2 separate regions of the Mus musculus genome follow, and region 2 is linked to region 1. Evidence: chromatin loops called from intact Hi-C (ENCODE). Cell type or tissue: gastrocnemius. All regions are shown on one strand. Links, peaks and the distances in the headings refer to the core of each region. The heading gives the core; the rest is flanking DNA. Region 1 overlaps Sidt1 (SID1 transmembrane family, member 1). Region 2 holds the start of Atp6v1a (ATPase, H+ transporting, lysosomal V1 subunit A).

The links. Hi-C counts contacts between places; a loop is a spot of excess contacts. Peaks named below come from ENCODE experiments on the same cell type or tissue, not always from the same donor. Only the 100,000 strongest peaks of a DNase experiment are listed, where the experiment ranks them.
Region 2: it touches region 1 in a loop (8-fold over the local background); 2 of 42 quality-filtered maps call a loop at or near these places.

The regions. Positions count from the first base shown.
Region 1 is chr16:44,232,461-44,247,288 of GRCm38, forward strand. It overlaps Sidt1 (SID1 transmembrane family, member 1), which reads right to left. Exons shown (of 25, transcript NM_198034.3): 22 at 12,873-12,978; 23 at 12,675-12,785; 24 at 11,008-11,121; 25 at 7,720-9,239. The coding sequence ends at 9,177. Among named protein-coding and RNA genes, the nearest start is that of Usf3, 66 kb to the left of the region's middle. In gastrocnemius, for the core only: a CTCF peak has its summit at 10,329 (motif pointing right); a DNase peak (open chromatin) is centred at 5,558; H3K4me3 peaks cover 501 bases; H3K27ac peaks cover 5,920 bases.
Region 2 is chr16:44,134,152-44,148,979 of GRCm38, forward strand. It overlaps Atp6v1a (ATPase, H+ transporting, lysosomal V1 subunit A), which reads right to left and starts at 5,108. Exons shown (of 15, transcript NM_007508.6): 1 at 4,811-5,108. It overlaps Naa50 (N(alpha)-acetyltransferase 50, NatE catalytic subunit), which reads left to right and starts at 5,640. Exons shown (of 5, transcript NM_001347239.1): 1 at 5,640-5,960. The coding sequence starts at 5,953. In gastrocnemius, for the core only: CTCF peaks have their summits at 6,545 (motif pointing right) and 7,446; DNase peaks (open chromatin) are centred at 4,462, 4,907, 5,233, 5,627 and 3 more places; H3K4me3 peaks cover 5,539 bases; H3K27ac peaks cover 6,722 bases.

The DNA of each region.
Region 1 (14,828 bases), core at 2,344-10,343:
ACCAATGCACATGAAATAAAAAATAAATAATAGTTTTTAAAAAAGAAATTGGATAGTATGTCCCTTTGACTCTTGACAACTATTTGAGTCTCTGATTTTTTTTAAAAAGATTTATTTATTTATTTTACATATGTGAGTATACTGTCACTGTCTTCAGACACACCAGAAGAGGGCATCCCATCGCATTACAGATGGCTCTGAGCCACCATGTAGTTGCTGGGAATTGAACTCAGGACCACTGGAGGAGTGGTCAGTGCTCTTAACCGCTAAACCATCTCTCCAGGCCCCCAATCTATTTATTTGTTTTAAGTCAGAAACCCCACTACATTGTTCCTTTGCTTTCTCCCCATTTTCAGTTTTGTTTTTGAAGCAGTAGACTACCAGTGATAACCTGAGAATGTATAGCATGTGCATTTTCATTAAAAAGGAGAGTCTTTCATTCTTCAGCTCTTTGCTAAGTGTAATCACTGCTTTGAAACACACGCAGTCGTCCTTGCGTGAGTCCTGCTGTTCCAGTTTGGAGAGCCCAACCTTTCCAGAACTTTACTTTCATTGGCTGACTCTCCAAATGGCCTCGTAGGTTCATTGTAACCTGGGTTTCTGTAACAACTACTTATCTTCTGAGCGTCATGCTTTCTGTTAATAAGCTCAGATGTTCAGTAGTCATATAGTCCCAGGCTGTGTGTCTTGCGTGTGTAGAAACACACCCAGAGAATGGTTAGATCTTCCCCCATGGTACAATTTGTGCCTGGTCTGACCTGAGTCACACCTTACTGACTGGAAATTCAGGTTTCTGCAGCAGTCCTTCACCTAATGAACAGTGTTTGCACTAAGCATCAGTTTCTCTACGTGGAAAATGGGTAGGGTATCAGGATCTGATTCAGTGATCTGTACTCTCGCGTCAGGGTGCCTAAGGGATGGATGCTGTCTGAATCATCTGTTCTGCTGCCATTTCGGCTCTGGGGTGGAGTCAGGAGTGGAGACATCAGTTCCAGTGCCTAGTTCCAGTAGTGCTGGAGCAAACTCCAGCCGCATATTTGTTCTGTAGCAGGAGAGGACCTGGCAATGGCCAAGGCAAGGAGGCGTGGCTTTTGTTTATTTGATGATGAATTAAGATGCTCCCAACCCAAATATCCCCCTTTCTAAAAGCTTTGCTCGCTGCTGGCACTGAATGTGGGCATTTCGTTTTTCTTATGAAATGATTGATGTCTAATCCACAGCATCTCTTATGTGTTAACATCTCCCTGTTTATTTGAAAAGACAGATGCTTTCTTGTGGGCATGATATTCCAAGCTGGGAGAAGCCAATGGACATCTGCTTGTCTGTTAGTCTGCATATGATATATCATTTTTTATTCTTCTGTAAGAAGTTCTTTTGGAGCCTTGGTTGGCCTAGAACTTGCTGTGTCACTAGGGTGTCTTAGAGTTTCTATTGTTGGGAACCAGGGTGGAAACGCTTTCTTCAGCTCACAGCTCCAGATCGTAAAGTCCATCGCTGGAGAAAGTCAGGACAGGAACTCAAGCAGGAACCTGTAATCTGGAAGCAGGAGCTGATGCAGAGGTCATGAAGGGGCGCTGCTTACAGGCTTGCTTTGCATAGCTTTCTTAGAGAACCCAGGACTGTCTGTCTGCCCAGGGATAGCACCACTCACAATGGGCTGGGCCCTCTTCCATTGATCACTAATTGAGAAAATGCCATACAGCTGCATCTCATGGAGGCATTTCCTCAACGGAGGTGCCTTTTCCTCTGTTGACTCTAGCTTGTGTCAAGTTGACACACAAACCAGCCAGTATACAAGTATAACCTTGAACCCCTTTTCCCAGTGCTGTGGCCTGAACCCCAGTGATTGTTATGCAAATGCTCTACGGCTGAGCTAAAATCTATAACTCTTCAACTTTGAACTTTCTTTCCCATCCTTCAACCTCTCAAATGGGATCATAGTATGTACCCACCCTGCCCATTTTATGCAGTACCGGGGCTCAAACCCAGGGCTCCATGCATACTAAACAAGCACTCTAACACCTGAGCTACATCTCCAGCCCTACATATGGTATTTTAAAATACCACCTGGGGTAGTTGCAGGTCTCTATGCTCAGCTCAGAGGATCCCGAGGGCTTGCCTTTCTTTTCACTTTTGTCTACCTAACAAATTGGACCTGGAGAGATGGCTCAGCAGTTAAGAGCACTGGCTGCTCTTCCAAAGGACCTGGTTTAATCGCTAGCACCCAGGTTCAATTCCCAGCATCCACATAGCAGCTCACAGCTGTCTGTAAGTACAGTTACAGGGGATCCGACACTCTCACACAGACACATAGATAGACATGCAGGCACAACAGCAAACAATTTTCAAAGATCTACCTAACATGTTAAAACCTCAGCACCAACAGTCTGCTCTTCTTCCTTTGGTCCAGCCACTCTTTCCTAACATTTATATAGTGTTCTCACTAAATGGCAGTCTGCAAACTCTCCATTACTGGTCACAACACTACTGTGCACTGCTGTCCAGGAAGTTATGCCATTTTCTTCCCTTGTATGTTACCTCTTCATTTTGTTACCCTGAAAGCAATTGAGTTTCCCTCCGTGTCCAGTCTTCACTTGTGTACTCTCAAGGGCTAATCTTGGTTGTCAACTTGACCGCATCTGGAGAAAACTATGAACTCAAACAGTTGACCATGCTTGTGCTGTCAGAAGACCCACACTTCTGGTGGCAGCCCACAGAAAAGGGCATGGAAGAAGGGAGACTTTGCTTTTTGCTTGCTCACTTCACTCTCACTGGCAAGTTCATCTGTCCTGTTCCTGGGACTTTCCTTCTCTGGTGTTAGAATCCATTTCTTTGGGATTCCAATGTAGACTGAAGACTCTCTAGGGCTATTCCAGGATTCCAGCTCCAGATTTGGGCTGTGGAGACTTCCAGTCTCAAGGACTGAACAACTACCAGATTCTTGGTCTTTCTGTCTTGAGAGAGCCATTGTTGTACCACTTGGATTATAGCCTATAAGCCACCCTCATAGATTTCTCTCTCTCTCTCTCTCTCTCTCTCTCTCTCTCTCTCTCTCACACACACACACACACACACACACACACACACACACTTCTCATATGTGTGCTTGTATTCTATTCAGTTTGCTCCCTTTGAGAACCCTGTCTAATACACGTGCCTTCTTGGAATATCTTAGGCTGAAATCTTACCTGTGTTCCTCCCCATTAGGCAGTCAGCAAAAAAAAGTGCTACTGGCTGAGATTTTATGGATGTAGTTTCAGAACTGGGGAAAAGCCAGGAGGACTATGAGTTGAAGACTAGCCTGGGCTACATCATGGAAGTCATTCATGGAGGGGAAAAAAAGGAAAGGAAAGGAAACCATGACTGTTTGAGACAACTTTCAACCAGGTTTTCCATTCATCTTCCAGTTGAGTGTTTGTTATTTTCCTTCTCTGTAGCATTCCATTCATGATCTTTTATGTTATTTTAACACTTGAAGGTCAACTGGAATTTCTCAGGCATATCTGGAGCCATTTTTAGTGCAAACTTTATGTCTTTAAGATTTCTCATTCTTTAAAATCTCCCTTCATCTTCTTCCCATCCACCCCATCCTACCACCACAGGATCTCAACATGTAGCTAAGAATGGCTGCCATGTATTGGCACCATTTGAAAGTATTAGAAGGATTAGAAGGTGTGGTCTTGTTGGAGGAAGTATGTCATTAGGGGTGGGTTTTCCAGGCCCAGGGTCTGTTTCCTCTCCCCTGATTCTCTGCCTGTGGAGCCAGATGTAGCTTTTAGCTACTGCTCCAGCACCCACCTGTATGCTACCATGCTCCCAGCCATGATAATAACAGACTAAACCTCTGACACTGTAAACAAGCCTCCAGTTAAATGCTTTCTATTATAAGAATTGGTCATGATGTCTCTTCACAGCAACAGAACAGTGACTGAGACAAATGCTAAGAATTCTATGAAGCCACTCTATTCTTTTACTCTTTGTTTGCTTATAATAAACACATGGTAATCATTTGTTTCTGATCTGTCTTCTCCTTTGGATTATAGAGCACAGGATATAAAAGTCTGTATGTCTTTTGCCCTGGTTCTTCCCACTGCACAGTCCAAATATTTTCCAGTTATTGAGTGAAGTGAATAGAGGAGTTGTAGGAAGAAAGTAAAGGGCAATGTGCCCCCTAAAAAGAAGATTACTCCGAAAGTTGTCCTGTGTTCTAGAAGCAGAGTAAAGAAGACAAAATCCACCCTCTTCATGGAAGAGGCCTGCCTGGTACCAGGTGAGAGTTTGCATACGCAGTGTAATAAAATCCACAAAGTGCACATCGGACTCTTTGATGGCATTTCACTATCCTAAAATAAGATACTTTGAATCATTTTAGATAACCTTTTGTGTAAAGGACTGAAAGTTTTATTTATAAAGAATATCAAGATTTAGCATAAGGGGGCCCAGAGTAAGATATATAGAACTGAATACCTGATTTCTCTTTTCCTTTTGTGATGTACTTAGAGATGGGCCACACACCCTTTATTTAGCTCTTGACTAAAGTGTAGTGTTGCTTAAAGGCCAATGTGGTTAACCATTGTTTATATCCAGTGAAGCTGATGAGCCCTGGGTCACAGAGACTTCACAGAAGCCAAAGGCTATAGGCTAGAAGTGAGGAATTTCTTTTTTGAGTGTGTATACATGTGTATGGTGGTGGGGTATACCATGAGGTGCCTGAGACAGTTACCCACAGAGGTGTGAAGAGGGTATCTGATCTCCCTGGATCTGAAATTACAGATAGATATAAACTGCCCTGCATGAGTGCTGGGTGTGGAGATGCATTATTATAAAAGCATCTCTTATATTCTAAGAGATGAACTTTTGTTGGAACTTATAACCAGAGTTAATAATACACTAGAGAGTCACTTAAAGCTAAATACGTCTATCTTGTTTTGTACTTAGCCTGCCTGCCTTTCTGAGACCAATGTGACAACAATCCTTACTTCCTTGGATTTTCCATATAATCGGTCAGCCTCTACATCCTAAGCTAATGTATAGCTATAATCTTATGTGATGTACTCTCCCATGCCCCTGACCCAGAGTAACACGTGTGTATGTGCATGTTCGAGTAATAAAAGTTAGAAGTTGCAAATAGTTTGAAAGAAACCTTATAAAACAAATATCCAACATAAAAGTTGAAGGTAACGTTCAGATATTGCTTGGTAGCATTTGTTTGTTACTTATCTGGTTCAGTTGGTGTGAGTGACTTAATCTTGTAAAACACTATTAAAGATTTCTATAGTAGTAGACGCCCATCCAAATTAAAACCGTTACTATAGTGTTCTACTCTAAAAGCTCTGGGATGCTTGCTAAGTTTGCCTGAATTCGTATGTGTTAACGACAGAGGACACTCAGCTTTGTTGACTATGGTGACTTAATAGGGAGGAGATGTTCGTATCTTGTCTCCTCTGAGCAGCGAAAGAAAGCAAAGGAAGCAACATGGTCTCCTTCTCTTCCATGTGGAATCACAGTGAGCCAGGCTTGGCCAGCTTCAGGCTGAGCAAACCATCTGCATGCTGTGTTCTTTCTTCCTTTTGCCAGGAGATGAGTCACTGTGGCTGACTTGACACTTGTCTTTTGTTCTAGGGCCTTTTTGGGTACCTGAGAGGTTGAGGCTCCCTCCCTCCAGGCAGAGCCTCCAGCTTGCCCGCTGGTGGGAGCCCTGAGCTGATGGGTAAGAGTGTGGGGTACACTACACATAGCAGTCACCAGATTCCAGTGGTGTCAGGAACTGTAAAAGAGAAAACTGAAGCTTTCTCTTCTTGGAGATACAGGGTGGAGATGGCTGATGCTGTTTTTAGCCAGACTCTGCACTAAGTCCCAACTTTGGAAGCATTAAAGATTTTCAGTTGGGATCAAGAGAAAAATGCAGTGGTGGACGGCAAGGAGGAGCCTAGGGATTGGAGAGATGATGATCTCAGCCTCGCCTCTGAAGGTCCAGAGACCTCCCAACCCTGGGGTCTCCAGCAGATGAGAGCAGGAGACATGGAGACTGCCAGGGAGGATCTGAGAGAAGAGACCTGGGGACACTTGAAGGCTCTGTTATTGTCCACATCCCTGTGGGTGTTAGAAAGTGAGTCCTGAGGACCATCTTTGTGCCGATAACACATGTTCCTGGGTCCTTACCATTCTGTGAGCCGTGCACAGTGCTGTGCAGCTACACAGAGAATCGGAGTTCCCACAGCTTAACTGGGGTCACCCAGCCAGTAGGCTGACATTCACAGACTAAAGGCCTGACTCTGTGGTCTCTCTTAGGCTTGACTGTTGCTTTCACACACACACACACACACACACACACACACACACACACACACACACATACAAAAGTCTCTTAGCTGCTGCCTTTCCTCCCACAGTTTCAGACAGGGTGCCTGTCACTCAGAAGGAGAAACATTTGAGTATCACTTGATGTGCTGACACATGCATTCTGCAAACACACAGAACGTTCTGCAGGCTGCCCGGAGTTAGCAGGAAAGCAGCTGCAACTGTTTTCATCCCCAGTTGCTGGCTCAGGGATTGCCTTTAGTCATGGAAAGTCCCTTCCCCAGATAGACTCCAGTTTTCCACCGGCTCCTCTTGAACCAGGCTAAAATAAAACCAGGCGAATCTCCCAGGCATCCAGCGCGAACAGGTGCAGCTGCCGCCCCAGTGTTTGTCAGAGGTGGGAAGGTCTCGTATTTTACAGGCACAGCCTCGCTCCTCTGGCTGTTGCATCTCTGTTCCACTCCAACTGAGCAGCTCTCTTTACCTCTGCGAGTCCTCAGCCAAGACTGTCCACACTTCACAGTTAGCTTCGCCTCTGCTTTTAAGAGGCAAAGGGCAGAAACTTGATGGAGAGTTAGCACAGGCATGGAGGGAGGAGGGTGTGTGTGTGTGTGTGTGTGTGTGTGTGTGTGTGTGTGTGTGTGTTAGATCCTGAGGCTCCCATGGCCCTCCTCTAACCCAGCACTCACTCTAATGTCCCAGATGAAGCACACTGATGTCCAACCATAAGACCTGTGCAGTAGAAAGAACCAGCAACATGTGACTTAGAAGGTCTATTTTTAAAGGCAGGTTTGGTCTGGGGTTCTTTAGCCTGCTACAAAGAACAGAAATGAGCAGGACATGTGAATATTACAGCCCAGGACACCACAGAGCACTGGGACACAGAGGCACAGTCACCCTCCCTTCTTCCCTCCTCATGGGGCCCTTTCTGTTTTCCTGTTTCCATTGCCTCTCTGCCCACAAACAAATTTCCAAGACAGATACGTGTGCCTTTATATTTATCTGCTCAGGCCACGGGACTGTGTGGATGGACGTTACTGTTCATATTTTCCTTAGTGGGTCCATTTAGGATGCCAAACCAGGAGGACTGCTTTGAAAGAATCAGCTCAAGGCAGCCATAAGCAACCAGATTTGAACGTTTTCTGTTTTGCTTTGAGACAGGGTCTCACTTTATAGACCAGATTAGCCTTGAACTTATAGACCCACCTGCCTCTGCCTGTGCTGGGATTAAGGGCATGAGCCACAAAACCTCACTTGTTTGGAACTTTTTTTTTTTAAAGATGTTTGACTAGGACAACCATCTAATTGATAGCCTTCATATGACCCATGGAGGCCAACAAGTTTTTGAAATAACGAAGAATAATAGAAAACAAATTGCGAACGAGAGAGCATTCTAGGAAGAAAGACGGCACAAAATTATTCATGGAAATTATCTTTGAATTTTTAAAACCAGGAGAAGCTTGCTGTTCAAACGTCCAAAACACATATTTGAACACAGATATTTGAAAGAAAGAATGATAGTTTTTCAAAAAGAGGCCTGCCCCATCCACTTCCTTACTAAATGCTCAAGAGAGCACAGGTGAGGAGTAACTTCGATTTCACAAGCAAGTAGGCATGTGTGCACACACTTATATGTCTATTTTCTGATGACATCATACTCCACACAACCAGGAAGCCTGATCAAAATGGGGCTTCTCCTCGAGTTTGCCAGGTGGCATGAGAGAAGAAAGCTCGAACATTGCGCTTTTTTGTTTTTTGTTTTTTCTTTTACATCCTCCTGGGAACAGAGAATGGGATCCTGTAAGAGGTGATTAGTCATGACCTCTGTGACTCATCCAGTTGTGGGGGGAGGGAGGAGCACGTGCCCATCCTGAGTTACTGCTGGGAACTTTGGGCAGATAGTCGGGAACCCTGATCTGCGTAAGTGACAGGTTCAGGTGTGGAGGACAGCAGGGTAATCCCGGGAAAAGGCTATAATGGGCATAGATTGAGCTGTGTGTCTGGGGACCACCAAGCACGGTTGCTTTTTTGCTCCAGGATCCAGAGTCACTGAGGTGAATGCTGCCTGTCTAATGCTCAGCCACTAAGCGCTGTCCATCACTTCCACTGCTGTGGAAAGCATTTTCTCCATCTGTGTCCATCTTGGAGCTGTTAGAAGTCTAGGGAGAAAGAGGGACCTTCTAAGAAGGCCGCATCAGAGTGCAGAGTCAGCATCCAACAGTGAGATGAAGACCTGAAGAAGCAGGTAATCACCCAGGCCTTGGATCCACAAACGTTCAGAAGTGTGCATGTCTACATCCCATCCCAGAGCATTCCCAGCCCTGCCAGGAATTCCGCATTCCTTCTGAAGAGGTGACTTAGCTTGACTTACTAGAATGTCTGTCTCCAGTTGGGTGGGGACTTGGTCCCACTTCTGCACCGTATTCTGAGGAGTTCGGTCCCCTAAGAGGCCGGGGAAGAATTCGATGGTGCTTTGGCCTTCTATAGCAGCAGGTGTCTCAGAGGTGTGGAAGTGGCCACACTGAAGGTTCTAGGTGGGAGGTCTGAGTAGCTGGTTTCTCTGGTCAATATCTATGAGGATGGGAGGGGCCAGGTGGAGAAGCTGGCCTGATGCAGCTTGTGTCTAGACTGAACTCTACGTTGCAAACAGAGGTTCTTGAGCCTCCAGACTATGTCTCTGTGCGCAACAGGGCATCCCTTCTACCATTCTTGAGGTTTAGTTCAGTCCCAAGCTCTTCCTGTGTGAATTCAGACACCCTTGACTCCCTCCAGGCAGGTGGAGCGTCTGGCAGTGGGCAAGCTGCTACACTCACCGTGTTTTCCACAAAACAGCACCAAGGTGGGTTGCTCCGTCTTCCCCCTGTGATGCTGGGTGCTCAGAAGACAGGGATCTGGTCTCTCCGGACCACATCCAGGTCATCATCCAGGGTCAACAGCACCTGGAGTGAGAGGGTTGGAGATGGGAAGAGAACATCCGTGAAAGGATCTTAAACAGGAAGAAGGCACATGAGATAGAACACAGTCTATTTCACAATTGTATCTGTGAAGGTTGGGAGCTCAGGCCAGAGGATGGTAAAATACTTGGGTAAGTGTCCTGGATGGTGACTAAGGGAAATGAAGTATAGCAATCGCTGTACAAGAAGAGAGGGAGGAAGAATTTTAGAATACAACCCACAGGATCAACTAAGCAGGGATCATAGGAGCTCCCAGAGGTTATCAACAATCACAGACAGACCCTGTACGGGTATGAGCTAGGTCTTCCATATATGGTTCTTCTTTTGTTGTTTTTTGTTTTCCGAGACAGGGTTTCTCTTTATAGCTCTGGCTGTGTCCTGGAACTCACTTTGTAGACCAGGCTGGCCTCGAACTCAGAAATCCGCCTGCCTCTGCCTCTCGAGCGCTGGGATTAAAGGCGTGCGCCACCACTGCGCCCGGCCCATATATGGTTCTTGTAGGGCCACTAACAAGGGTTTGGGTGTCTCTGACTCTTTTGTGTGCTTGGGACGCCTTTCCTCCTACTGTGTCACATAGTTCAGCCTTGATATGAAGGTTTGTGCCTATTTTTATGTAACTTATTATTCCTTGTCCAGGTAACATCCCTGGGAAGCATGCTCTTTTTTGGGGGGTGGGGGTGGGGATAGAGGAGGAGTGGATCTAGGGGAGGAGGAGGGAGGAAGGATGGACTGGGAGGAGTGGGGGAAGGGGAAACTGCAGTTGGGATGTAATTTATGTAAAGAAAAAATTAAAATAAAAAGGAAGTAAGGGAGAAGGGGAAGTAGGAGGTAGGGAGGGAAGGGGAAGGGAGGAAGAGGGAGAGGGAGAGGGAGAGGGAGAGGGAGAGGGAGAGGGAGAGGGAGAGGGAGAGGGAGAGGGAGAGGGAGAGGGAGAGGGAGAGGGAGAGGGAGAGGGAGAGGGAGAGAGCACTTCAATTCCCACCCTACACAGAACCACTAGCTCCATTTTGTTATCTTTTGTCCCCCTATGGGAAAAGTCCAAGGGTCAGAGAGATTGGCTGAACTTTCCACACTGGCCACTAGAGGGAAGCCATGCTCTGCTTTTGTGTGATTGCATGGTTGGCCTCAGAGGGCTTGAAGCCATCTTGCAGTGACAACCCAGTTATCACCCCAGCCTGTGTTCAGGCACCACAGACATTTAATTAGGGGGAGGGGGAGGACTAAATGCTGACGGTGGTCATCTTCTAGAAGCATGTCTACTCATGGATACTGGGAAGGGGCACAGCAAACTACAGGGACCCTAGATTTGGAACATGCTCATTAGGTGGCTTCTCTGGGAACTTAATCTTCACAAAATCCATAGTGAGACGACTGGAGGAAGGGAAGGAAGAGAGTCTATTATGAAAAGGAGGAAGTCCACGGATGAATTAGTGAGTGCCCTAAGTGGTTCCTGGGGGAATTCTGAGCATTTAAATCCAATAACCAACTCCATCCAAGGGCACTGTGCAACTTAAGGAAAAGAGTTTGGTCACTCTGTGTGTCCAAACATTGAAAAGTAGAGGAAAATGAAAGTTATGATATCACACAAGGTTACAGTAAAACAAAACAAAACAAAACAAAAAACCAAAACCACGAGATGGTGAGTGCATTGACTTGCAATGAAGAACTGCAGGAAATAACCAGAAGGAATAAAGGTTCGAGGAGCAGAAGGGAACTGTGAGACTTAAGACAGGGGGAGACCCAGCTGACTCACCAGGAATGAGAAAAACAGGGCAGTCGCAGAGAGGAAGTGCCAGATGTCATGGTCATCAAAGAAATCCAGCAGGACACACTCACGGTTCTTCTCCCGGGATTCTGCAGGGGTCCCCTGTGGGGAAAGTGCGACAGATATAGGCAAGAATCCCATGGTTTGAGTATTTCAGGGTTTGGTTTTGAGGAAGCTACAAAAATCCTACTAAGCGCCCAGAAAGTCAGCTTTCAAGGATTGTGCATACAGTAGCTCAAAGCAACGTTTATTATAACAATGTGTATAATAGTTCCAGAATGGAGATAACTCAAATGTCCATCAAGAGATGAACGGACTGGTTACACGTACTGTACTGTGTCCCGCAGGGCAAGACTTTTCAGTAATTAGAGGACATGTTGATGCAGGGCCACTCCATGGAGGACCTAGACACTGTTACACTGTACTCTGCATGGATAAAACCAGGCTCAGGGGCACATGGTATGTGGGTCTACCTCTGGGAGAGTGGTCCTCAACTTGTTAGTCAGGACTCCTTTGGGGCTGGGGGTGGGGTCATACATCAGATCTTTCATATCAGCTATGGATATCATAATTCATAACTAGCAAAATTACAGTTATGAAGAAGCAACAAGATAATTTTATGGTCAGGGCTCACCACATCATGAGGAACTGTGTTAAAAGGTCGCAGCATTAGGAAGCTTGGGGACCACTGCTTTAGGAAATGCCCAGACTGACCACTCTATAGCCATAGAAGGCGGGGTAATGGCTGGCAAGTGCTACTACTTCAAGAAGAAACAAAATGGCTGCTCACTAGTTTTCTTTCTGGGGTCATACAACTGTTCTAAAATCAGATGTGCTGATGCTGTGGTAGAGTTGAGACTTCACGCATGTGCTTCAGACACAGCACTGGTTTTATGAGACATCAGCTTTCCTGCCTACAAGACAGACATAGAACCCTGCCCTGCTCTGCCCTGCTCCACCCCTGCATTTGATGGATGACGACTATGATGAGAGAGACCGTGACAATATGGTAATCAAGTGTTAAATATCTTCTGCAAACAGACTGTAGGAGACAGTGAAGAAGATGTTTGTGGCATCTACAGGGCTTTCAAGTTGATGTAGCATGACCTCAGTAAGGTCACTTGCTGACTAAGTGTGCTCATTAAACCTTCTCTCTTCTGAAGAAGCTGTGAATTTAGATAATGGGGAAACATAAGAAGCAAAAGAGCAAGAGAGGGAGGAAGGTACAAAAGGCATGATGAAGCAAGAACTGCCGAGAGAGAGAGAGCGAGAGAGAGAGAGAGAGAGAGAGAGAGAGAGAGAGAGAGAGGAAGAAGAAGAAGAAGAAGAAGAAGAAGAAGAAGAAGAAGAAGAAGAAGAAGAAGAGAAGGAGGAGGAGGAGGAGAAAGAGGAAGAAGAAGAGGAGGAGAAAGAGGAAGAGGAGAAAGAGGAGAAAGAGGAGAAAGAGGAGAAAGGAAGAAGAGGAGGAAGAGGAAGTGGAGGAGAAGGAGGAGGAGGAAGAGGAAGTGGAGGGGAAGGAGGAGAAGAAGAGAGAGAGAAAGAAGGAGAAGGAGGAGGAGAAGGATAAGAAGACGAGAGGGAGACGGAGAGGGAGAAGAAGAGGGAGAGGAAGGGAGGAAGGGAGGAAGGGAGGAAGGAAGGAGCAGGGCTCTTACCTCCCAGCTGCTGAGGTTCTGGAAGAAGAAGTACAGTGCCGCAGCCCACACCACGGCAGTGGCCGCGATGCAGAAGACTGGTAGCGGGAGGACTTTCTCAGAGCTTCGAAGCTGTGGAGAGATGGAAACCACTGAAGCTGGAGCCTCAGCTGCCGGCAGGCCCCTGGTGCGGCCAGCTCCTCGCGCACGAGTGCTCACCTTCATGATGATGTAGAAAGCCAAGTACAGCAGCAGGTTGCAGATGAAGATGCCCAGCATGTAGGAGGCAAAGTCCCTGGGCCGGTAGATCAATCCAAAGAAGGCACTGTGGATGCGGATAGAGTGTTAGCAGAAGGTAAAAGGGGGTACCACGAGTGGATCCTTAACCACTGCTGGGGCGTTCACTGATAACACACTTTTAAATATAGGCCTGCATTGTTTCATGGCAGGGCTACATTCTGAGAAATGCACAGCAGGTGGGTGTGGTATTGTGTGAACATCTAGAATGCATTTACACAAGTCAAGATGGCCACCATGTTGTTTGGCCACATCATCTTTTAGGACCACCGTGTACACGTGGTCCTCTGGTAATTGAAATGTCTTTAGATGCTGAGTGACAATTATACAACTTAATGAATGATAAAACTTTTAATTTATTATATTCACTTCTAGTGGGTTCACAAAGTTCTTATAAGATGTGAAGAGCCATCTTTCCTTTCTGAGTAAAATTGTTTTCCCAGAATCCTTTAGTTTTTTTCATGAGTATAAACAGCACTGTTGGGGATAAGTGAACACTTGGGATAGACCACATTTGCTTACATTTAAGATTATTAGTTAGAGCTGTGAGATGGCTCAGTGGTTGAAAGCACTGACTGCTCTTCCAGAGGTCCCGAGTTCAAATCCCAGAAACTACATGATGGCTTACAACCATCTGTAATGGGATCCAGTGCCCTCTTCTGTTGTGTCTGAAGACAGCCACAGTGTACTCACATATAAAATAAATCCTTGGGAAAAAATTATGAGTTCATCAGACACGATTGCAGCAAGTATGATTACCCTAGTAATTGGCTTGACAGATGTTATGAGTTTACGCAACTGTCCATATTTAATTTAGCACCAATGTTTATTCTGTCTGAAGGTTAACTTTAAATTTGTTTTAAAATTCTATTCAGTATAACAAAATATTTGTAACCTGTCTTCTCCAAGACAGGGTTTCTCTGTGTATTCCTGGCTGACCTAAAACTTGCTCTATAGACCAGGCTGGCCTCTGCCTTCCAAGTGTTGAGATTAAAGGCCCATGTCACCATACCTGGTATGGCATGTAACTCTTCTTCATCTCCTTATTTAAAGGATTTTTTCCTGTTTAAAAATAATATACGTTTAAAACCCACAGTGTGATGGATCATGTATACTGGTAATCCTAGCACTTTGGAAGCTGAGGCAGGAGGACTGCCATAAGTTTGAGGCTATCCTGGGCTACACAGTAAGGGCCAGATATGTCAGGACTAGATAGCAAGACCCTGTCTCAAGAAAAGCGAACATAGCATAAAACAAAACAATTGTATCTTGATTTTAGGGAACAAAAATTAATAATTGAAAAGTAGGGTTTTATCAAACTAAAAAGCTTCTACACAGAATACAGTTCACAGAGTGAAGATGAGAGAAAATGGTTGCCAGCAATACCGGATTGATTATTTTGGGTTAAAATCTGTCCTGGGTAGTTGTTTTTAGTTAGTTAGTTTTGTCATCTTGACATAAGATAGGGCTATTTGGGAAGAGGAACCTCAATTGAGAAAACAATTCCATCAGGTTGGCCTGTAGGCAAGTCTGTAGGGCATTTTATTGATCAATTCTTGTGAAAGGGCCCAGCCCACTGTGGGTGGTGTCATTCCCTAGGCAGATGGTCCTGGGCTGTATAAGAAAGCAGGCTGAGTAATCCAGTAAGCAGTGTTCCTCCATGCAGCTGCTTCAGTTTCTGCCTCCAGGTTCCTGCCTTTAGTTCCTGTTAGTTCCTGTTAGTTCCTGTTATGACTTCCCTTCATGATGGATGACAACTGTGATCTGAAAGGAAACCTTCCCTGCTTTTTGTCATCGGGTTTAGCACATCAACAAGAAAGAAAAAGAAACAAAATACAAAGAATTCATATAACAATAACACAAAAGGAAAGTAATACA
Region 2 (14,828 bases), core at 2,846-10,845, 98 kb before region 1:
CATATAAAAATGAATGAAAATACACACTATATCAGTTACTCTTATAGTGAACTGACATTAATACAAATATTCAATTATTTCTTAGTAAACTATTTTCCTTACAGTATTTTTGTTATGATTAAAGAAAAACATAAACTCAAAAAGCTGTATTTCAATTATTTTATTTACTTATATTTCCCATTGCAAAACCACTAATCCTTGTGAATCACTAAAGAAGAAAAAAATTCTTACTCTAGTTCATGTCCACACTGTTTCTTATATTGACAAAACTTTAAGAGTGGAAAAATGGTTTCCTAAAAAAAGATTCCATACATTAATGATCATAAACATTAAAAATTTTAATATAAAAGCCTAGTAAACTGTAGCTAGAAGCAAAATGAAGGAATTCTGCTGCTATCTCCCAGCTTCTACTATTGAGCAAGTTTGGAGTCTGTGGGAGTCAGATATGGTGGCACTTGAGCCTGTAGTAGACTGACCAGCCTTAGTCTGGTGCTTTGAAAGCAGTGTGAGTTACAGCATGGCCAGTTTCAAAAAACACACCCAGAAAAGTTCTTTTGGCTCTATTTTTTCATTTCAAATTTTAGTGCATTCATTGTAACAGAACCCTTTTGTGCAAAGAGGGTTGGTTTGCTTTTGCCACTCTTGTAGGACACTGTATGTCTGGGTATGACTGAAGCACGCCAGTACAATTAGTAAGAACTTCTGTTGGTAGGGTGGCATATATCTGTAATTCCAGCACTTAGGGTAGACAGGAAGATGACCATGATGAAGGCTAGCCTCAACCTCCATTAAAAAAAAAAAAGCTTATAATGTATGCACTAAACACTGTATGCCCATAATCTACTTTAATAATACCTGTGGGCTAGATTTAAACAGAAAGAAACTTCATTTTAAGTGCCCAAGGTCAGACAGCTAATGACAGGGAAGCCTAAAACCTAATCCCAGGCCTCTGTGATTGGGAAATCTATTCAGGTAAAGTCTGAATATACTAATTTACACTCACTGCTGTCTAGCTTTGAAACTACTCTCAGATAGATTATTTTTTTTTTTTTTTTTTTTTTTTTTTTTTTTAAAGATTTATTTATTTATTATATGTAAGTACACTGTAGCTGTCTTCAGACACACCAGAAGAGGGAGTCAGATCTCATTACGGATGGTTGTGAGCCACCATGTGGTTGCTGGGATTTGAACTCAGGACCTTTGGAAGAGCAATCGGGTGCTCTTACCTGCTGAGCCATCTCACCAGCCCCTCAGATAGATTATTTAAGGTTGTCTCACCCGATTCAAAATACCGTTTGGGAGGAAAGATTCTCGGTATGGAGCCCTGAAGCTTCTAGCATTGGCCGCACTTAAACAGACATATGACCAAGATGGAGAAGCTGAATGAAGATCCTCTCACTTTAGGGCTGAACCACAGGCCTTACCATTATCAATAAACACAACACACTGTGGAAACAAGTTGGTCACTGTACAAATAAAGTCCATACAAGGTTCTATTCTATTTAGTATTCGGAAAATTGGACTAAAAAGTTAATACTTAGTACACAGCCTTTAAGGAACATAATTTGTAAGAATTAAAGTGGTTTAATTCCCTTGTTAGTCATTCAATGCTTGTTCAATAAACCCATCAGGGACCTCAGAATTTTGTTTGCTTGAACATGGCCTCTTCCATCCACTTCAGCATCCTTGTGCAGAAGACCCAATAGAGACAGGTGGTTCTTTAACTGCAGGGAGGTTTACTAAGGAATACCCGAGCTACCAAACATAGGGTATATGTATAAATAAAGAAATACAAAATATCGGGTAGTAGCCTGAAGGACTGATTGGCTACCAAAGGGGAAGGATACATTTTCACGGATGATGATACCCTGAGAGAGTGCAACTAAGGGAGACCGCAGAGTAAGACATAAAGGGTGTTGGGAGCCCAACTCTTAAATTCTCGCTTTTGTCCCTCCCTCCCTGTCTGTCTGTCTCTCCCCATCTCCATATTCCCCCTCCCCTATGAAACAAGGTCTCACTGTGTAGCCCTGGCTGACCTAGAACCCACTTTGTAGACCAGGTTGACCTTCAACTAAAAGAGCTCTGCCAGACCCAGTGGGGAGATTAAAGGAGTGAGCCATCATACCTACAACCACACAGAAATCTCATTAACTAATATAGTATCAGAAACCCCTCCAGTGCTCAAACCATCTGTGTGTATAGATTGACAAATTCTTCTTTAATAGTTAATCTCTTTAGCTGTTTGGTCACTAATTCCTGCTACTGATCTTCCCGATTCATTAGAAGTTTAAGTTACTGAGTTCCCTAAAATGGAGCAATTAACTGTGAAGTAAAACTGCAGACTCATTGAGCCTCTTTCTTATGAACTTCTTTCTCCTCCACAAATTCTCAGTGCTTTCAAACTGGTTTCCTCTAGCCCAGTTTGGCGCACCTGCACAGAACTGGTCTGGACTTTTAAAACACTTAGGAATTCTGTTTATTTGGTGGAATGTCACATGGGCGTGAAAGCAGAGCCAAATTTTTTTCTCTCCGGAGAGATCAGAGAACCTCACTTTAGAGAAAAACGATGGATAAAATTATATTTCAAGCTGAGGAGATGACTCAGTCGTGAAACTGCATGTTTCGCAAGTATGAAAATCTGAGTTCAGCTACCCAGTGCTCTGTAGAAGTGTAGTACTGTCCCTTTAACCTGGGTGCTCAGGGCAAAAGACAGAAGGATCCCTGGGGTTTAATGGACAGCTAGGCTCCCAGAATCAGTGAGTCCAGGTTCAGTGAGAGAACCTACCTCAAAAGAAGGGGGGTTGAGGTGAGGAGAGCAACAGAGGAAGGCACCTCTGGCCTCTAAGTGCAGGAACACAGACACAAACAAAAAGGTTTGTGTCAACAAGTGAATGGTTCAACCAACTGTGGTGCCATCCATACCACAGAATAATGATTAGCAATGAAAAGAATGAACTCTTTAAGAATCTATATTTATGCTTGTTATATAAACAGATCAATTCCTATTGTCTAGTCTGGATCACAAGCACAAACGGTAATGTGGGCAATGCAAAATCACTTGGGCAATATTGTAGTAAAAAGTATCAAATAGGCCAGTCTTTCTTTTTTGTTTTTTGTTTGTTTGTTTGTTTTGGTTTTTTGAGACAGGGTTTCTCTATATAGCTCTGGCTGTCCAGAAACTCACTTTGTAGACCAGGCTGGCCTCGAACTCAGAAATCCGCCTGCCTCTGCCTCCCGAGTGCTGGGATTAAAGGCATGCACCACTACGACTGGCTTAGGCCAGTCTTTTTATCTTGTTAAATCGTTATGAGTTTAAGGTTTTAGCTTTTAGCTCTCAAAAATAAGAAAATCTGGAAAGGGGGGGGGGGGAGCACCAATCAATGTAAGATAATCATTCCATCTTTTTCCTATTTTTTTTTCTTTCTAGTATGAGGGTTGGACCCAGTACACCAAGCTTACATGGAAGCAAGAACCATATCCCCGAGCCCCCAGCAGAGTTTAAAACAGATTCCTCAATTACATTGCAGAGAACTAAGATTTAACTGAAAATCTTATTTCCCCTAAGAAAATGTATCATTTGGGTTATAAAAGTCAAATCTGTGATTTTGTAAGGCCTTCGGCTTCAAAACAAGGAACGTTCTAAGTTTGTAGCACAAATAAAAGAGTTTAGCCCCAAACTGAAGAACATTCCTTCAGTCAAGTACATTGTTTGAGGTTTAAACATTGGCTACTACGGTGCACATAAAATGGAGTACAAAGGGTTGGGTAACCCTAGGCAAAACCATTTCTGTATTTTCACAAAATATTATGCACTCTCAAGTCTGAGAAGGGTCACTTGAATTTTTTAACAAATGCAAAAGCGAATTAAGAGCACAAGCATTACTTCACAAATTTTAAACTGACTGGGAAGGGCAATTATGTAGGACTTAAAAGAAATGTCAAAAAGGAATGACCCACAGGCAGAAAACATGAAGTCAGTAATGTCTAGACTCGATCTTCTAGTCTTTAAACTATACACACATGGATTTGGATTAATGATGTTTTCAGCCTGATCAGTTTCCGTAAAATTACTTCCCCTTCGGGAAAACCTCGTCACTTTCCCATAAGCTAGTCTGGGTCTCCAGCCCAACAAGGCAACACCACCTTTCATCACCTTCCCAACCAACCGAGACTGTCGCATTACCAACACCCTGTTCTGAGGAGAGTACAACCACCTTCTCTCCGAAAAAAAAGGTGTAAGGCCCGCTCTTACCCTTCCAGTCTCATCTGAAGACTCCCTGAACCTCTGCAAGGATGTCGGCAAACCCTTAGGATCACTGAGAACGCACATTTGTGGGGAAAGCCCTTCAGTGTGACTCTGCAGTGAGGGCCATCTCAGTGACATCCCCTCCCAAGCCTGTCTCACCGGAGACGCCTCTGCCTCCCGGGGTTTTCCTACCATCCGGATCACCCGGGCCATGGCCTTTCCCAAGGAAGGAGTTTAGGGGAATGGGATCCGTCGGTTGTTGCAGACCCCCAAGAAATAGCTAACACAATCCTACCACCTGAATCAGCCCCAAAGGCTCCAAATAGGGAACCATAATGGCCGTACTCGCTCTCAACCCAGGGAAAAGGTGGGCATCATAATCCCTAGTCAATGGACCACGGTGATGGTGAAGGGCCAGGGGTCTAGCAGAAATGAGCTCCTCGCCCGTGCAGGAGGACAACGGAAAGGGAGCCCCAAGCATCCGCAGGCCGCGATTCACACACCCTATCTGCTCTCACCCTGTCAATCGTCCCCACCAGCCACGAGTTACCTGTCGCACCTCACCTGCCCGGGCTCGAAATGCAGAAAGTGTACCTAGACGGGACCCAGAGGCTCTGTCACTGAGAGAGGGGAAGTCTTCAGCTGCAGGAGGCGGGCCAGTCCTAGCTAGTCATGTGTCCTCAAGCCCCACCCCGCTTCCCCTCGCCCGTCACGCCGCGTCTCGCAGGCTTAAATCTTTGCGGACCGCCTTGGATGTGAATGGTTCCGCGACTTCAGAAAAGCGTTAGTTTCTTTTTCTTTTCTTTTTCTTTTTTTTTTTACAATGACGGGGGTTACAGAAACTACAGTACAGAAGACGAGGATGGCAAGGGTTAAAGTGCATTGCTAAGGAAGTGACGCTAAGTCACGCTCTAGGGACCGGAAATGGCCATGAGTCCCGCCTCTAAGGCCCCAGTAAAATCCTGGGCTGGAAGACGTTAAGCCTATCACGTGATTTAAAAAAAAAAAAACCCTGTGAGGTTTGCCTGCTGGAGGATCGCCAAGTTATCCGGACCCATCACTACCTTTTGAATTTAAAACACATTTACTGCAAGTTCCCATGGGCTTTCTTACATTGAGAAGAATCCGTTTTACAAAACCCTATTAGTCGGCCAGAGGGTTTGAAGGTCACTGGAGGGCTAGAAAGGAATCGGGGTGGGGGGCGGGAAAGGCTGATCCTGCTGGCTTGAAAGCGAGAGAAGGGTGGAAAGATCCGGATTTTGCCGCCGGAGCCTACCAAGCCAGATCCCCTAGAGAGTGTCGCAAAGGGTGGGAGGAGCTAGCGGGCCGTAGGCCCGGCCCCTGGAGAGCGGGGGGCGGGGAATCCTGGCGGCGCGGAGCACTGCGCCTGCGCGCGACGCGGCGGCCGCGCCGGCGCGTTGAGGGGCGGGGTGAAAGGTCACAGCGCGGCGGCGGGTCTGGCTGGCGGCAGCTGCGGGCGGGAGCCGAGTGTCCCGAGTGCACGTGTGGAGGAGCGGCGGCGGCGGCAGCGCGGCGGCAGATTTCCCCGCGTCTCCCGGAGCCTCAGGGCCTGGCTTGGCTTCTCAGCCAAAAGACCGGCGTGTGGGGTTGAGTGGTCTGAGCTCAGGGCGCGGGCGGAGAGCTCCGGGCGACGAGGACGACGGCGTTGGCGGCGGCTGTAACGACGGCCTCAGCAGACGGGGAAGATGAAAGGGTGAGGAAGGGCAGCTGGCGGGGGTGTGGGGGGGACCCCGGCGGCCGGGGCCCAGGAGAGGGGCGTGGGTCGATGGACAGGGAGAGCGCTGCGGGGAAGAGACGCGCGCGAAGCCCGGGCGGAGGGTCATGGCCGGGCTTCCCCGGTCCCGCGGCTCCCGGAGGGGGGCGGAGGCTAGGCCGGCTGTTGGCGGGCTGAAGGGCCGACGGAGGCAAGGGCGCGAGTCCACGGTTTCACGTGTGTGCACCGCCTGAGATCACGGGGAGGAGGAATGAGGCGCCCGGGGGCCTCTTCCCGGGAGCGCACCACCGAGCCACCTGAAGGTGCTCCTCCAGATCCGGGAACGGCGCTGTGGCCGCGGGCTTTGACACGTTGCGGGTTTTCTTAAGACTTGTGGGCCGTGCAGAACCTTCTGGAGGGAAAAGGAATTGGAATAAAGAGCACGGGGGATGAGTGCTAGGAGCTAGTGACTCAACGGACTTGGGTTGGGTCAGAGCGAGTGGAGGAAGGCGGGCGGTCGGGAGGGGAGGGGGAATAAACTGGAGCGGTGTAGACTTTGGGGTGCCAAAATGTTTAAGGAAGTAGCCATGGATCAGTAGGTGGAGCTATTGCTTCAGTGGTGTGTGTGTGTGTGTGTGTGTGTGTGTTGCCCCCCCCCTCCAGTGCAAGGAGGAGAGCTGCTGCTTTTGCTCTTCGTTAGCAAAGTTGAGGTTTAATCTTGCAAATCTTCCGTAACATTAGAAGTTATTTTGGTTTAACTGTTCCCGTTTGATAGGAAGTATTTCCTTTCCATTGATTTATATACTGTTACAGTATTTAGCGTCGCGAGTTTTGGAGGTTGCCTTTACTTACAGTCATTAGAAGAAAAAAAAAGAAAGCTTAAACATATTAAACGGTCTTTTCTTTCTAAGTCAGCTGAAAATTATAACTACAGTTTCAGTTAGTTGTTTATTCAACATCGTTTTATGGAGAGCGAAGTAAGTCGTTTCTCCAAACAAGCTTGTTCTGTGTAAAATGAAGGTCCCATACCTCTGAAATGATTCTGAGAAAGTTTTGATTTTAAATCTAAATAGAAAACATTTTTTCTAAACTCTGGTTTGCTTTAAATGTTAGTTTTTCATTCGGTGTTTTTTGGGTTTTATTTTTGGCATTTTTGGGGGGATGTTTGCTCCACCTGAGCCATGATCCAGGATGCTTGGTAATTTTTAAAAATATGATCCAGTTATTTTTAGGAAGTTTTATTTTTCTAGTAGAGTACGACTTTGATGCTGTCATTTTTTTCTACTCATTGCTACACACTCAGAACATACTTGTCATGTTCTGTTATAGTAAAAGCAATGAAGATAACAAGACTAAGAAATTATTCTGGATGTTTAGGTTAAAAATATTGGGTCTAGTTCAATTTCAAGTGTAGGATTAGTCTTTCTGATACTTGACAATAGAAATGGAACCACACCGTGGTGCTGTTGGCAGTCTATTGGAACTTTTATCTAGTATACTCTTGAAGCAATTCTACTTTATTAACTAACTGGAGTTCTTGGAATTGAAGCAAAGTATTCGGTGCTCTGCAAGTACTCTGCCACTGAGCTACGTCCCCAGCACTTTATTTTGAGGTAGAGTCTCACTAAGTTGCTCAGGCTGACGCTGAACTTGGCAACAATCTTCTTGCCTCCCTCAGCCCTTTGAGTTGCTAGTATTACGGGCTTGAGCCACCAGCACCAGCTGGCTCTTTGTATTTAAATAGATATTTAAGTGTAACACGATGGAGGCAGATGCCTAGAAATGCGTTACTGGGCAAACTTGGAATTGTTGAATCCATATTTTAGGCCAGTAGTTAGGCTCAAAATTAAGACTCCTTAAGTAAATTGTTTTATTTTTTTAGGGTTGAGGGCTTAGAATTGGGTTCTGGACTAAACAACTTTTAAGATGATTTCACAGGTATATTTGATTTTTCCCTAACTAACTCCCAATAAGCACGGGACTTAAAATTTTCCTTTCCTTCCTTTTAAGATACTAAAATGAGATCAGGGTATAGTGCAGTTTTACTTTGTTGTTTTGTTTTATTAAGATGTTAATGTCCTTGAGATACAGAACTTGTATAAATGTCTTCTGTATTCAGTCTCCAGACTCTTCATTGGAAAGACTCTATTCCATGAATTTTCTTTGAAGTTTTATTTGCTAAAGTTTTATTGTATATTGAGCTTACCAAACATAGTTAAATAGATGAATCTGAAGTTTAGAAAACTGAAACACCCCCTCCTATGATTTAAATTTTGGGCATTGAAACTTTTTAAGCTTACTTTTAAAAATGTTTTTATTTCATATTTTTTACTTTAGTATTCTTATTAGTAATAGCAACAGGATATCCAGTTGTAAATCATGTATTTTCCTTATCTCCATAGTAGATAATTTTGCAATTAATAACTACTGTATTTTTATGTGCATATCTAGAAAAACGAGAACTACATTATTAGACTATTTGCTCTTTCCAGTGAGGTCTTTTTTTTTTTTTTTATGGACCAAAGACTTGGCTTGAATTTGTGGTTGGTAAGCTGATTTCTTCCCCCCCCCCCCCCCCCCCCCCCCCCGGCAGGGTTTCTCTGTGTAGCCCTGGCTGTCCTGGAACTCACTCTGTAGACCAGGCTAGCCTCAAACTCAGAAATCCACCTGCCTCTGCCTCCCAAATGCTGGGATTAAAGGCGTACGCCACCAAAGCCTAGCTGATTACTTTTTATCTGTTACTCCTCTCTGGGGGTGATGATATTCAGTATGCCACAGACAGCAATGACTGGCCCTGTAATTCGTTGTCAGTGTTATAGAAAATACAACTAAATGCACTTATCCTTCAATTATAATAAAGAGGTACAAATTAGTTTTAATAAAAATGCCTTTAAATAAAATATGAATGCTAAGTGGACCAAAGTAAAGATGAAAAGGTAGGTAGGAATAATATAAATACAGAGCAAAATAAAATGCTGTTGAAACTTGGCCAACTGGGGAACATAAGATTCTATAGTTATAAATGAAGCTTTGTTGATAAATACAAAATAGTCGTTATGTATACTGGGAACAAGCCCAGGAAGTCTTCTGTGTCTTTATCTAGGTGTTTGTTACATAGAAAATAGAGAACAACATTTGTATCTGTGTCTCTTCTCAATCAGGGTGGGGCCCCAAACCTTCAGATCCATCCTTTGCCCTTACTGTTTGCTACTGAGCCTGGATACAAAGTATATCTTGTATACCATTAAAACTTTTTGAAGAAACTGAATAGCAGCAGGTCATATTTTGCTTTTTGTGTAAACCAGAAATTTGTTGTCTGTTGATTGAGATAGCAATCTATTTTTTTTTCCCTCCCTGATATGCGGTTTCTCTGTGTAGCCTTGGCTGTCCTGGAACTCACTCTGTAGACTAGGCTGGCCTTGAACTCAGAAATCTACCTGCTCCTGCCTCCCAAGTGCTGAGATTATTAAAAGTGTGTGCCACCACTGCCCAGCCAGATAACCAAATTTTAGCAAATACCTTATGATGCCTCCTTTGCTGTGTTGAGAGTTTTGAAATATACAATCATGATTTTTTTTAAGTGTATCTTCTAATTGAAGAGGTATCCACTTTGGTGAGTGCGGGGTTGTTACTATAGTGATTTCTTCTTTCCTAAAATGGTGGACAACTTTTAATAAAGCTGCAGCTAATCAATCAATGAATAAATGAATAGGGGTTTCTGTGAGTATCAGTATGAAATTCAGTTGGTAATATGCTTGCCTAGCAAGCATTAAACCCCAACACTGAATAACTGGATATGGTGGTGCACACTGTATTCCCTCCCAGCACATAGAGATCAAAGTATCAAGTTCAAGGTTACATAGTAAATTTAATGCCAGCTTGGAATACATGGGGCACTGTGAGAAAAAGACATTTTCCCTACATGCAAAAATCATCCAAGAGGCTATGGGGTTTTTTTTTCTGCTTTATCATAATTTGCATAGTTCTTATTACAATTTGTAGCCAAGTTTTGGATTATTACAACCTAACTTTTGTCAGTTAAAATCTTATTTTATGAAGCATTGTTTTCCAAAGTCATTGCCTTTGTCAGAACAAACTAATTATTACCTGTCTTAAATTTTACTTTGCTGCTTTATCCTGTAGAAATCTTGATTCTTTTTTTTTTAAATGTAAGTACACTGTAGCTGTCTTCAGACACTCCAGAAGAGGGCATCAGATTTTGTTACGGATGGTTGTGAGCCACCATGTGGTTGCTGGGATTTGAACTCAGGACCTTTGGAAGAGCAGTCAGTGTTCTTATCCGCTGAGCCATCTCTCCAGCTCGAAATCTTGATTCTTGTCCTCCAGGTGTAAAGTATAGCTTTCAACTTAATGGGTTTTGAGGAGGCATCTCTTCAGTTATTCAAATAATTTTTCTTTATCTTTGTTTTAAACCTAGCCTGCAGTACCCAGTATAATACTGCTAGAAGCCTGTAGAACAGTTTTCATTTTAAAAATGGATTGTAGTTTAAAGCTGCAGAATTGTGACTTGGTAGTACTATCACCCAGCCTCCTCCCCCCCCCCCCCCCCCCCCCCCCCCCCCCCGGCTAATTAGTGTTTATCGCCACTGCTGTTCACCCAGCACTTGGGAGGCAGAGGCAGGCGGATCTGTGGATTTTTTTTTTTCAGGACAGCCCAGGCTACACAGTGAAGCCCTGTTTCAATGAACAAACAAAACCCAAACAGATCTCAGTATCTAGCTTACTAGCAGAGTGCTAGTCTTCTCTGGTACAATGATGGAATGCCAGGCACAGTTGGTCATGAGCAGTAAGTACTCTTGTACACCTAAGTAAAATTTAAAGTTGAGTTAAATTTTTTAAAAAAGATTTTTATGTGTATGGATGTTTTGCCTGCATTTATTTCTGTATATTATGTGTGCCTGATGAGGCCAGAAGAGGATGTTGAGGCAGACGTTCTAAACAACTGTGAGCCACATGTGGGTGCCAAGAATCTAACCCAGGTCCTTTGGAAGAGTGCTCTTAACTGCTGAGCCACCGTTTAAATTAAAATTTAAATGTCGGGTTTTTGACATTTTAAAGGATTTTTGACACAAATTGGATATATAGATCAGATTTTATTAAAACTTGATATATGTAAATTTTCCCAGGAATATTAGCATCTGAATTGAAGTATGCTGTAAATAATAGAAGGGAGTTTTAAAGATTTAGTATGAGTCTGGCATGGTGGTATATACCTGTAATCCCATTACTAAGGAGATGAGAGTTAAATATGTGGGTTTATTATATTTCTTTTGGACATTACTATGCTAGGGCCTTAAAGAACAAAGCTGTGTAAAAATATGCTTTAGAATGTAATTCCCAGGTGGTAGGTATTCCTAAATGTTTCAACTTGTGGGCCACATTTAACTTGTCTGTTTATACCTCTGTATTAAAAGATTCTGAGACTGCTCCTGGGTTTTGATGATAAACTCTTGTTTCCAATTACTTCATCTACTGTGGTTGAAGAACACAGCTAGAAATGTGTGTATTTGTATTTTCTGAGCTAGTTCAACCTGAGTTTGCTTCCATTATTCCTCATGTTTGTTGTTGTTTTGTTTTGAGACAGGGTTTCTCTGTGTAGCTCTGGCTGTTCTGGAACTAACTATAGAGATCAGGCTGGCCTTGATCACAGAGATCTACCTGCCTCTGCCTCCCGGGTGCTGGGATTAAAGCATGACTCACTTTGAATTACTAAATACATATACTTAGTAATTCAAATGCTATTACTTCTGATTAAGAATAAACTGTAAACATTTGTTTCCATTACTGTTCTTTACATGTTCTTAAGGGAAAAGTTTGTGCTATAGCAAATGGTTATAAAACTGTCTGATATGTATAGTCCAAAAGGAGTAAATTGTATACATAGTTCTTAAACATGTGATTAAATATTAATATATAATGTTAATATTATATGTAACATTTGTATCCTTAATCTTTTGTGGGCTATTTTCCTAGTAGTGAGGTTTTGGTTTTTGTTTAGGAACAGGGACTCTTGTAGGGCTGGATGAGCCCAGCTGGTCTCAAATTCAGAAAGAACCACTTACTTCTATGTGTCTAGTGTTTGAATTAAAAGGCTTGCCCAATTGATAGTTGTTGTTATTTGGTCTCCCAAAGTAGTTTTTACTGTCAGCAGTGTGCTCTTTTTTTTTTTTTAAGGGTTTTTTTTTTTAAACATTTATTTATTTATTTATTTATCTCATGTAAGTACAGTGTAGCTGTCTTCAGATAAGTACAGTGTAGCTGTCTTCAGAAGAGGGAGTCAGAAGAGGGAGTCAGATCTCATTACGGGGGGGGGGGGGGGGGTGAGCCACCATGTGGTTGCTGGGATTTGAACTTCAAACCTTCGGAAGAACAGTCCGGTGCTCTTACCCACTGAGCCATCTCACCAGCCCAGCAGTGTGCTCTTTAAAGGCAAAACCTGCAAGGGAGAAAATTTTGGGAAAACCTTAAGAAAATTGAAGAAAAGACACTAGCTACCATTTTAGCCAAGAGTGATATAAATTTTGGGTTGTGAACGCCTTTAATTCCTCCAGAGGCAAAAATAGGTGGCTCTCTGAATTAAACTCCAACCTCATCTACAGATGGAGTTTCAGGACAATCAGGGTCACAGAGAAATCCTGTCTTTAAAAAAAAACAAACAAACAAAAATTTTTGTCTGCATGTGCTGTGACTACACATGACTATTTGAAAAATAATAGAAATAACAGTTTTTAAGTAGATTTTGAGTACATATTCACTTTAGTTTTACTTTTCTGATTAAATAATTAGCATTTTCTTTTGATACAAAACTTTTATTTAGTGAAGTTGGACATTTTCTACTTTTAGTGGTCATTTGTATTTCTTGTAACTAGCTTTTTTTTTTTTTAAGATCATGATCTTTATCAACTGCCAAAACTTTAAAAATAAAAATAATGTTCTTGGAAAAAATGTAGTTGAGGGGCTGGAGAGATGGCTCAGTAGTTAAGAGCGCCGACTGCTCTTCCGAAGGTCCGGAGTTCAAATCCCAGCAACCACATGGTGGCTCACAACCATCTGTAACGAAATCTGATGCCCTCTTCTGGAGTGTCTGAAGACAGCTACAGTGTACTTACATATAATAAATAAATCTTTTTTTAAAAAAATGTAGTTGAGCTGGACGGTGGTGGTGCATGCCTTTAGTCCTAGCACTTGGGAGGCAGAGGCAGGCGGATTTCTGAGTTCGAGGACAGCCAGGGCTACACAGAGAAACCCTGTCTTGAAAAAAATCGAAAAAACAAAAAGAAAAAAAGAGAGAGAGAGAGAGAGAAAATGTAGTTGAAACATTCAGATCAGTTTTATGGAGCAAGAAGTTGGAAGCTGAGTCTAGATCAGTATCCATCCATAGGAATGGCTTTATTATATATTATGCAATGCTAAGGTGTTTGATTTGTAAGACTGTACAACTGGGATTTTTGATGTTGCTTGTTTTGAGATTTTGTAGCCTAGGCTGGACTTGATCTTCAGGACCTCTGCCTCTAAGTGCTGGCATTACTGATGTGCCTGCTATACTCTAATCCTGCTGAAGGGTTTTTAAACAGAACAGAAATCAAACTTTTTTTAAAATCCTGATTTATCTATATTTATTGTGATGGCATTCTCTCCTTGCCTCATATTACCTTCTTCCATTAATTATACTTTTCAGAATTCAAGCTGAAATAATGGCTTGAGCTGTCCTGCAAAAGGAAAAGTATGGGAATCATAACATTAAAGAAATGGATTTAATAAGTATTAAAATAGAACATAAAGTGTAGGTTTCTATCTGGCAGAAGAGGCTACTCATCTCTATGATCATGTGAAAGGGTCAGGGACAAGATAAACCCTTCATAGGCATGGCTCCAAGTACCTATTTCCTCTAGTTAGACCTAGCTTCTCCTAGTCACCCATTCAGTGTGAATCTGTTAGTGAAGTTAGAATCCCTGTGGTCCAGTACCTTTCAGTAACCCTACTACTTGGGGACAACTCTTGAACATATTCAATCATGATACATAAAGTATACCTCAAAACTAACTTTCTATATTGTCTGAATCGAGCTGTAATTGAATAAATGAGGCTATTCATGAAAGTAGAGAAAAGAGATAGCCTCCAATGGGCAAAAGCTAGGGATCTGATGATGTGCAGCCCCAAGGAGTATCCAATCTAAAATGCCAGCAGTTACATATTAAGAGGCCTTACTTTAAACTCTAGATGAGAAGCCCAAACCTATCAACTGACTCTTTGATTTACTGACAATACTGTCTTACATTTTGGAGTTTGGTAGAGAAGATAAGTGTAAAAGTTAATGCTTAAGTAGGGCTTGTCGGTCCACTTTGGAAGAGGATTGGTAGTTCGGGGTCATGCTAAGCTGCAAAAAACAAGTCCCAGGCCAGCCTTGGCTACAAGAGATACTGTCTTTAAAGTTTAAAGGAATTGGGAGAGGGGAGGACAGACATAGTAATAGAAATTTCAGTAATCGAAAAAGAAAAGCCTTTTGAGCAGTTAGTATATTCAAGCCATGTTTTTGACCTTTCATGTCATTTACTGAAAGTCAGGGTTAAATTAAGTCCTATTAATCAGGAAGGGGAGAAATCTATTTTAATATCTCAAAATTTTTTACTGACCTTAGTCATACTTTGACCTCTGCTAAAATATACTTTGAGTTTGATGTAGATGCACCCTTATGGGGCATGTATCCCTCTCTCTAACCTTAAGGAATACAGGTGATTCCTCTGAGGGAATATGATAGAGTGGATCTCTCAGTATAATGAAAATTCCTAGAAATGCCCAAGTATACCTTTATTTGTAAATATTTTCTACAGGCGCATTCTCTGTTGG